Linked DNA regions of Homo sapiens: region 2 is linked to region 1. Evidence: read pairs that join two places in POLR2A ChIA-PET (ENCODE). Cell type or tissue: OCI-LY7. All regions are shown on one strand. Links, peaks and the distances in the headings refer to the core of each region. The heading gives the core; the rest is flanking DNA.

Evidence for each region. Peaks named below come from ENCODE experiments on the same cell type or tissue, not always from the same donor. Only the 100,000 strongest peaks of a DNase experiment are listed, where the experiment ranks them.
Region 2: POLR2A ChIA-PET joins it to region 1 with 7 read pairs; 2 of 35 experiments call an interaction of 5 or more read pairs at or near these places.

What each region holds. Positions count from the first base shown.
Region 1 is chr3:32,430,167-32,435,547 of GRCh38, reverse strand. All of the region lies in intron 1 of CMTM7 (CKLF like MARVEL transmembrane domain containing 7), which reads right to left. Among named protein-coding and RNA genes, the nearest start is that of CMTM7, 41 kb to the right of the region's middle. In OCI-LY7, for the core only: no CTCF peak of the experiment used is centred there; DNase peaks (open chromatin) are centred at 2,187 and 2,477; H3K4me3 peaks cover 1,064 bases; H3K27ac peaks cover 1,186 bases.
Region 2 is chr3:32,978,728-32,984,108 of GRCh38, reverse strand. It overlaps a transcript of GLB1 not described here. Among named protein-coding and RNA genes, the nearest start is that of CCR4, 30 kb to the right of the region's middle. In OCI-LY7, for the core only: no CTCF peak of the experiment used is centred there; no DNase peak of the experiment used is centred there.

The sequences.
Region 1 (5,381 bases), core at 255-5,254:
TTGCCTCTGGTGGAGAATGACCTACTTAATCTTTTATTGGTGGGCATTCAGCACATCTCCAGTTTTTCATTAATACAAACAGCGCTGCAAAGAATTAGATGTACTTCTTTGTATCTGTATGAATATTTCTTTCTTTTTTCTTTTGAGATGGAGTCTCTCCCAGTCGCCCAGGCTGGAGTGCAGTGGCACAAGCTCCGCTCACTGCAAGCTCTGCCTGCCGGGTTCACACCATTCTCCTGCCTCAGCCTCCCGTGTAGCTGGGACTACAAGCATGCACCACCACGCCCGGCTAATTTTTTTGTATTTGTAGTAGAGATGGGGTTTCACCGTGTTGGCCAGGATGGTCTCGATCTCCTGACCTCGTGATCCACCCGCCTCGGCCTCCCAAAGTGTTGAGATTACAGGCGTGAGCCACCGTGCCTGGTCTCTGTATGAATATTTCTGATAGACTCCTAGAAGTGAAATTACTGAGTGAAAGCATATGCACGTTTAAGATTTTGTTGTTTATTACCAAAATGTTATCCAAAAGAGATACCTGTCTCCCTCCACAGGGAATCTTGCCAACACAGATTAACAGTATTTAAAAAGAATGGAAATAGTATCGTACTATTTAAATTTTCATTTCCTTAATTACTAGTGGATTGGATATCTTTTCATATGTTTATTGGCTACTGCCTTTTCACGTTCTTGGCCTAATTTTCTATTGCTTCCATTTTTATTATGGATTCAAAGAACTCTTTATATTCTAAATACTAACTTACTTAGTCTCTTATAGACATTGCAAATATATTCTCTCCATCTCTCATTTGCCTTTATTTTTAGTCTTTTGTTTGACTAAAGTTAAAAGTTTTTATACAGTCAAATCTATGCATCATTTTTTATAGTTTCTGGGTTTTGTGTCTTGTTTTCTATCTCAAAATTACTTAAAAAAAAAAAAAAAAGAAAAGAAAAGAGGCAATAGGTGTAATCTCAGTGCTTTGGGAGGCCAAGACAGGCAGGAGGATTACTTGAAGCCAAGGGTTCGAGACCAGCCTGGGCAACATAGTGAGACCCGCATCTCTACAAAAAAAAAAAATTTTTAAAATTGGCCAGGCATGGTGGTATGCACCTGTAGTCCCAGCTACTCAGGAGGCCGAGGCTGGAGGATCACCTGAGCCTAGGAGTTAGAGGTTGCAGTAAGCTGTGATTGGGCCACTGCACTCCAGCCTGGGTGACGAAGTGAGAACCTAATTCATAAATAAGTAAAATAGTCCCCTACATTAAAAATAAATATTTGCTTCCTTTAAAAATATACATACAATTTTTAGTTCTTTAGTCATCTGGGATTTATTTTTGTATTATTATTGTTATTATTTTTTGAGACGGAGCTTCACTCTTGTTGCCCAGGCTGGAGTTTAATGGCATGATCTCGGCTCACTGCAACCTCTGCCTCCCAGGTTCAAGTAATTCTCCCACCTCAGCCTCCCACGTAGCTCGGATTACAGGCACCCACCACCAGGCCCAGCTATTTTTTTTGTATTTTAGTAGAGATAGGATTTCACCACGTTGGCCAGGCTGATCTCAAACTCCTGACCTCAGGTGATTCACCCGCCTCGGCCTCCCAAAATGCTGGAATTATAGGTGTGAGCCACTGCGCCCAGCCTGGGATTTATTTTTGTAGATGGCATGAACTAGGGCAAATAGTAGGGTTCTGATTGTATCCAATCAGTCAATCGATTGTATTAACCTATCTTCTGGACAGCTCACTTTTTCCCCATTGGTTGAAATGCCAACTTCAACACTGGGTGAATGAATGGTTCCTGGGCTCATCCTGCCATCCTCTGTGACAGCTCCATGACACTCTTGCATTTAAAAAGCCCATCTCCTTCCTTCACTGGTCTGTAGGCCTTTAGGAGAGAACCATGCTGTGTTTTTGCCAAACATCAATTAGGGACCCAGCACAAGGTCCCTTGTGACCAGGAGAAGAGGTGACTTTTGGAGGCTGCCCTCAGAACATCTTTACACTTGGTAGAATGTACTCATCAAATGCCCCCGGAGGGTGCCATTCAGGCTCTCCAGGCAGACTACCAGGGTGTGGCTGTGATGTAGGGATTCAGGTTCCAGATTCTTGGCTCGTGATGGGGCCAGAACATTCTCTGCTTGTTATTCAAGCCAGGCCATGTTCTTTTCATCCCCAACCGATTTCTCACAACAGGTGCAGCCCAGACCGATGGTCTGTACCACAATCACATCACTGATTCACCACCGTACTTCACTGGCAAAGGTCATCAGGATCACATTTAGAAAGTTCGGGCTAGAAAGCTCAACTTGTCAAAAATGTCACTGCATCCAAAAGGGCAAGAAGCAAAATTGACACTTATTGTGTAGCAAACCTGGTGGTTTGGTGCTTGTGTTGAACTGAACTGAAATCACAAATTTTGGTTTGCAACAAGCAATGGTTTTTCTCTAGCTTGTTTCTCTTTCAGTGTCTGACGCAATTTCCTGGTTTCTTTTGGGGCTGACTAAATTTCAAGACTGCAAAAAGAGCATTTTCTGCTGCTCACTCTTGTCATCACTACAGGAGGACATAATTCTTTAGATAGGCATGGGAGCGAAAGGACGGGGCTGTGGACGGTCATCTCCACAAGAAAATCCCTGGAGGAGTAGGTCATCAGAGGGGACCAAGGGCAGCTGACACAATGTGGGGATGGCACAGGGCATTGAGGGTTGAACCCCAAAGAGAAGGGTATCTGCTATGGCTATCAGCATGAATCCTAGGATGACAAGAAGAGCAAAAGTAATCACTAACCCTGATTGTACGCTCACCGTGCACCAAGCTCTATGTGCCTTACATCTGTGTGGCCATCTTATCCTCACAAGCTTACAAGGTAGGCACTATTACTCTCCTCACTGTACAAAAAGGAAGGTGAGACACAGAGACATTGAGTGATTTGAGCTGATCCTACAACTAGTGCATCCGGAGCCAGAGCTGGGACCCAGGCAGCCCGGCTCAGCAGGCACCTCTTCAGGGCTGCTGCCTCTTGTTGCCATAGCAATGATGTCCCGCACCATAGAGGCTGTGGCTCCAAAGGGTACCCCAGCCTCACCACTGGTTATTGACATGTGGTCACCAAAAGTGAACAGCATAGAGAGGAATGGGCGGGGAAGATGTCTGGGGGTCAGGGCCATGGGAACCCCCAGGGGTGAAGGAAGCACTCGCTGAGGCAGGGCAGAAGGTATGGAAGGCCAGGAAGTGATTTGGGAAGCCTGTGGTGGGAGGAGGCAAGTGGAGTGGCAACCATCTACTGAATACCCGCTAGGTACCAGGCAGTGCAATGCTGGTACATTTAATCCTCACAACTGTGGCCAGGTGGCACTCTGCCCAATTCACAGATCTAAAGAAAGTGAGAACCAAGGGCAGGTCACTTGCCCAAGGAAGATCACCTAGATGGCAAATGGTGGAACCAAGAAGCAAATCCAGGTCTATCTGAATCCAAGGCTCAGAAGAGGGAGCATATCCCAGAGGGAGGCCTCAAGAAGCGAGCTTGGGCTGAAACAACTCGGTGGTTTGAGCTTGTACCCACCCCCAGGGTAGGAGGTGTCTCCTCTGAAGTCAGCAATGTTGACCGGGCTGGTCTTGAACTCCTGGCCTCAAGTTATTTGCTCACCTCGGTCTCCCAAAGTGTTGGGATTACAGGCGTGAGCCACTGTGCCCGGCCTGAAATTTTTAACTAAGTTCATCACAACAGTCCTAGGAGGTAAGTACTACTATCATCTTTTTATGTGGAAACTGAGGCACACAAGGTCAAGTAATTTGCTCAAAGTCACACAGCCAGGTTAAGGAGCCAGGCCTGGGACCCTGGCCTGCAGCTGCAGAGTCCTTGTTCCTAACCACTATGCTGCTCCATTGCAGGCTGCACTTGCTTGTATACAGAGCCCCCTGTCCCAGCTTCTGGCCTCTGTTTTCAGTCGAGGGCCTAAATTCTGTCTGGTCCCACCTGGGAGTGAGCACTGAGAGCTGGGTGACAGAAGGCAAGTCCATAGTTTAACACTGCCTCAGATTCCCTCACACTGGCCAGCAGGGCTCTGGGACTCCAACTCACAAGGCTCAGCCCATTAGATATGTTGCTCATGTCAAGTCTCTTGCTTAAAAAAAAAAAGTGTTACTCCAATTATAGAATCAATACTTGCTCATTATAGAAATTAATTCAGGCAGGTGTCTATTTAAGAAAACAAAAATTACCCATAATGCTACTCCTCAGAGATAACCACCTCCCCTGGCATTTCGAGGTATTTCTTTCCATGTTTGTATGTTTCAAGCACATACGTACTATTTCCTCTTTTCAAAAACGGGATCATACTGTACATATAGTTTTATCCTCTGCCTCTTAAAAAGACATTTTCTCATTTGTAGGTGCCACTCAATTCAATCATTCTGCTTCAAAGCCCTTATCACTGCCCAGGAAGTTGTATATTTTACCTGTCTGCTTACTGTCTGTCACCCCTGAACGTAAGTTCCATGATGATCTGTTGTGTTCACTGTTGTTTTCCCATGCCAGAAACCTTGAATGGTATATTGGTTCTCCATAGATATTTGCTGAATAAGTGAATGAATGAACAAATGCAATTTTATATCCTTTTATGGCCCAGGCATTGTGCTAGGCGATGTTCTTACTCCCTCTCCACGTACTGTCTAGAGGAGAGGTGAGTAAAGAAACACAAAACCATCACCCTGGTGCAAAGTCTTATCTCTAACACGTGGGATGACAGCAGCACGTTCACTCTCTCCTGTCCATCCTGAAACAAGTAGGGGCTTTACACTCAGAAGCAAAGGGTCATCAGGAGAGCTGTGTCACACACACACACACACACACACACACACACACATTCAGATGTAGATCAGGCCAGAATGATGCTTCAGTTGGAGACAAGCAGGCTACTAAGCGCACATCCCATCGAGGCTGCCTCTGACCCACTGCATCATCAACTGTGTGTACAGTCTGACCTTAAGTGCACACAGCAGAGACTACATGGATTCACTGTGGTGTCCCTAGTGCCCAGCACATAGTAGGATGTCAATAAGTCATGTAGAACTGAATCTGGGGTTGAATCGAATTCTCAACAGTAAAAATGGCCAGCAGGCTCAGTGCAGGCTCTCTGGGGTTTGTAATAGGGAGCAGCCCTGAACACATGTGATTTTATAAAGGCATAAGCAGAATGGGGATGGCCTGAGCAGGCACCGCCATGACAAGCAGACACGCTGGCCAGCAATTTATACACATTATGTAATGATTGCAGATGAGATGAAACAGCGCAGGATCTGCTTCACAACAATATGGGAGCAAACAAGTACGAGGGATCTTTTGGGGGGGGTGTGACAGAAGTGTCAAAAATTGGATTAC
Region 2 (5,381 bases), core at 237-5,236, 550 kb before region 1:
TAGAGCATTATACAGAACTAATATTGCAGCTACATATCTGACAGAAGCAAACTCAAAATTATCTTGGAATAAGGGTATATTTATCCTAAACTTGGGAAATCCTCTCAAATAATATTCAACGTCAGGCTAGGAGTGGCAGCTCAGGCCTGTAATCCCAGCACTTTGGGAGGCTGAGGTGGGAGGATTACTTCAGCCATGGAGTTCAAGACCAGCCTGGGCAACACAGGGAGACCCTGTCTCTACAAAAAAAAAAATTTAAAAATTAGCTGTGCTTGGTAGTGGTGCATCTGTAGTCCCAGCTACTCAGGGGGCTGAGGTGGGAGGATTACTTGAACTCAGGGGGTCAAGGCTGTAGTGAGCCATGATTGCACCACTGCATTCCAGCCTGGGCAACAGAGTGAGACCCTATCTCAAAAACAATAAGAATTATTATTATTATTATTTTCAAGGTCAAAGGGTAGCCCCAGCCAAATATAATCAAAGGCACAATGCAACAAAGCAACATAAGACCATAGAGACAAATCCACATAGGCCTCAGATATTGAAATTATGAGACATATTTTAAAATAAACATTCCTACAATACTTAAATAAAACAACCTTGAAAATATCTACAGGAAGAGAAAACTACAAGGAAGCATCATAGATTTGCAAAAGAACAAAATAGCACTTTTGAAACTGCAAAATAAAATAACCAAATTTTAAAACACAACATATGGGTTTGGGAATTGGTTAGACACAGTAGAAGAGACAATCAGTAAGTGGAATGTAGATCAGAAGAAATGATATAGAATGTAGCATAGAAAACAAACAAAAAGGAAAACATGAAAGAAAGGTTTAGAGACCCAGAGGATAAAGTGAAATGATTAAACATGTGCTTAATCTGAATTCCAGAAGGAGAAGATAAGATGAAGTAGAGGTAGTATTTGAAGAAATAATGGATGAGGATTTTCTAGAATCAGTGTTTAAGACACCAGTCCATAGATTCAAGAAGCCCAACAAATACCAAATATTTAAACTGAAGTTCACACCTAGACATGTCAAAGTAAAATTGAAGAACACCAGCAACAAATAGAAGCATCTTAAAAGCAGCCAGAGGATAGTCTACTGCCACTTCAAGGGAGTGGCAGTAGACTCAAAGAGGATTTCTCAAGAGTAAAAGCAGAAGACCAAAGATAATACAATGATATATTCAATATACTGAAAGGAAACAAATGCTGACCTAGAATTCCATATCCAGTGAAAATTCTCCCTCAAGAATGTTGGCAAAATAAAGACATTTTATGATAAACATAAACAGAGACTCTCACTGAAGGGTACACTAAAGTATGTACCTCAGTCAGAAAGAAGATGATTCTAGAAAGTTCTAGGATATAAAAAAGATTGAAAAGCAAATAGAGTGGTAAACCTGTGTATAAATGTAAACAAATATTAAATTCATGACATGCAGTAAAAATGGTTATTGGACCTCATAAGATTTAATTACAATATAACATTGTAATTGCATAAATTACAACTTGTAAAAACAAGAACTATAAGACAGGAACAATAGAAATAGAGTTAAAATTTCTACTTTAGTTGTTTGTCTTTGTGGTTTTTTTTGTTGTTGTTTGTTTTTGTTTTGTTTTTGTTTTTGTTTTGGTAATGTCTGTAATAAGGGCAAAGGTAGTTGGTTAATTTTAAACTTTGAAAATTAAATATACTCCCCCAAAAAGGCAAGGAATGAGAGAAAAAGAAACCTGCAACAGGTAGTATAAATATAATCTATGAAATAAGTTTTTTTTTTTTTTTTTTTGGAGACGGAGTTTCGCTCTTGTTGCCCAGGCTGGAGTGCAATGGTCCCATCTCGGCTCACCACAACCTCCACCTCCCGGGTTCAAGAGATTCTCCTGCCTCAGCCTCCCAAGGAGCTGTGATTACAGGCATGCGCCACCATGCCTGGCTAATTTTGTATGTTTAGTAGAGACGGGGTTTCTCCATGTTGGTCAAGCTGGTCTCAAACTCCCAACCTCAGTTGATCCACCCACCTCAGCCTCCCAAAGTGCTGAGATTACAGGCGTAAGCCACCGCACCCGGCTGAAACAAGATGTATACAGGACTATCAGAAGCCACATTAATACAAAATAGGGTATATGCAACAGTTAAAAGACCAAGATTGTCAGACTATGTCCTTAATAAACTATGTATTGTCTACTAGAAATCAAGTTGAAAACATATGAATACCAAGAGGTTGAAAGTAAAAAGATGGAAACAAGTATACCATGCAAATACAAACCAAAAAACAAACTGACGTAACTTTGTTAGTATCAGGCAAAATATCTTTTCTTTTTTTTTTTTGAGATGGAGTCTCGCTCTGTCTCCCAGGCTGGAGTGCAGTGGTGCAATCTCAGCTCACTGCAACCTCCACTTCCCAGGTTCAAGAGATTCTCTGCCTCAGCTTCCCGAGTAGCTGAGATTACACACATGCGCCATGACGCCTGGCTAATTTTTGTATTTTTAGTTGAAACGAGGTTTCCTCATGTTGGCCAGGCTGGTCTTGAATTCCTGGTCTCAAGTGATCTACCCATATCGGCCTCCCAAAGTGCTGGGGTTACAGATGTGAGCCACCGTGCCCGGTCAGTATCGGGCAAAATATCCAACGTAAAAAGAGATACAGAAGACCTTTGCTTTTTTTCTTTTTCTTTTTCTTTTTCTTTTTTTTTTTTTTTTTGAGATGGAGTCTCACTCTGTCACCCAGGCTGGAGTGCAATGGTGCGGTCTCGGCTCACTGCAACCTCCACCTCCCGGGTTCAAGTGATTCGGCCTCAGCCTCCCGAGTAGCTGGGACTACAGGTGTATGCCACCACACTCAGCTAATTTTTGTATTTTTAGTAGAGATGGGGTTTCACTGTGTTGGCTAGGCTGGTGTCAGACTCCTGACCTCATGATCCGCCCATCTCTGCCTCCCAAAGTGTTGGATTACAGTAGTGAGCCACCACGCTGGGCCCAGATTTTTTTTTTTTTTTTTTTTTTTTTTTTTGAGACGGAGTCTCGCTTTGTTGCCCAGGCTGGAGTGCAGTTGCACGATCTCAGCTTACTGCAACCTCTGCCTCCTGGGTTCATGTAATTCTCCTTCCTCAGCCTCCCAGGTAGCTAGGATTACAGGTGTGTACCAGCATGCCCAGCTAATTTTTGTATTTTTAGTAGAGATGGGATTTCACCATGTTGCCCAGGCTGGTCTCGAACTTCTGACCTCAAGTGATCTACTTGCCTCAGCCTCCCAAAGTGCTGGGATTAGGGGCGTGAGCCACTGCGCCTAGCCCTGATGGTTTTTTTGTTTGTTTGTTTTTGAGAGGGAGTCTCACTCTGTGGCCCAGTCTGGAGTGCAGTGGCATGATCTTGGCTCACTGCAACCTCCACCTCCTGGGTTCAAGCAATTCTCCTACCTTGGCCTCCCAAGTAGCTGGGATTACAGGCACACGCCACCATGCCTGGCTAATTTTTGTATTTTTAGTAGAGACAGGGGTTCACCATGCTGGCCAGGCTGGTCTCAAACTCCTAACCTTGTGATCCACCCACCTTGGCCTCCCAAAGCTGATGGTTTTAAATTAAGGATTTTAGGATATAGTTTGAGCTGAGGAATATAGAAAGCATTACATATCAAAACTCATGAGATACAGCTAACACTATATTTAGAGGGAAAGTTATAGCCTTAAATGTGTTTATTAAAGACGAAAGTCTGAAATTTAATGAGCAAAACATCTTCAAGAAGTAAGGAGGGCCCAGTGTGGTGGCTCATGCCTGTAATTCCAGCTACTCAGGAAGCCAAGATGCAAGGATTACTTGAGGCCAGGAATTCCAGGCAAGCCTGAACAACATAGCAAGATCTTGTATTTTAAAAAAAATTTAAGTAAGGAGGGAATGGAAAGAGCTAATTAACGGTTTCGAAGTTAAAATTATTTAGGAGGAATAGTGCTAATGTCCTTATTGCACAGTAGGTTGACTATAGTTAACAATAATGTATTGAATATTTCAAAAAAGCTAGAAGAAAGGATTTTGAGTTTTCACTAAAAAAAGATAAATGTTGAGGTGATGGATATGCTAATTATACTGATTTGATCATTACACAAAGTATGCATATATTGAAACATCACATTGTACCCATAAATATGTACAATTATTATGTGTCAATTAAAATTTTTAATTAATTTTTTTCAGAGAAAAAATTTAATCTCTTAAAAGCTTCCTTTTCTTTTTTTTTTTTTTTTTTTTTTTTTTTGAGACAGGGTCTCACTCTGTCACCCAGGCTGGAGTGCAGTGGCACCATCACAACTCACTGCAGCCTTGACCCCCTGGGCTCCAGCCATCCTCCCACTTCAGCCTCCTAAGTAGCAGGGACAACAGGCACATGCCACCATGCCCAGCTAATTTTTTATTTTTTGTAGAGACAGGGTCTCACTATGTTGCTCAGGCTGGTCTCAAAGTCTTATTCGCAAGAAATCCTCCCATCTTGGCCTCCCAAAGTGCTGGGATTACAGGTGTAAGCTGCCACTCCCGGCCAAGTGTGCCTTTTTGACAATAAAATTCTACCCTTTCTTATGAAAAAAAAAGAAAAAACACCAAAAGAATTTTTTTTAATGTGGAAGAAAGAAATACATGTAATACATGTAAAAGCAGAAATTAATGAAATAGAAAAATACGTATTCAATAGAGAACATCAACAAAGTCAACAGTTTTTTATTTTCAAGTACTAATAAGTTGATAAACTCAGGGATGAAAAGTGTTTCCTCACCTCTGTAAGTGTTTTAGCCTAAGAGCTAAAGAAATCTTTCTTTATTAGGAAAGTCTGTATCCACCCTCTGAAACAATGAATGTGACTGTAATCCCAGCACTTTGGGAGACCGGAGCAGGTGGATCACCTGAGGTTGGGAGTTCGAGACTAGGCTGACCAACGTGGAGAAACCCCATCTCTACTAAAAATACAAAATTAGCCGGGCATGGTGGCACATGCCTGTAATCCCAGCTACTCGGGAGGCTGAGGCAGGTGAATCGCTTGAACCCAGGAGGCGGTGGTTGCGGTGAATTGAGATTGCGCCATTGCCCTCCAGCCTGGGCTTCAAGAGCGAAACTCCATCTCAGAAAAAAAAAAAAGAAAGAAAGAAAGAAATATTGTCTCTACTAAAAATACAAAAAAAAAAAAAAAATTAGCCGGGTGTGGTGGTGGGCCCCTGTAATCCCAGCTACTCAGGAAGCTGAGGCAGGAGAATCACCTGAACCGAGACGTGGGGGTTGCAGTGAGCCAAGATCATGTCGCTGCACTCCAGCCTGGGTGACAGAGAGACTCTGTCTCAAAAAAAAAAAAAAAGAAAGAAAGAAAGAAAAAAAAGAAAACCAGGGTTCAAG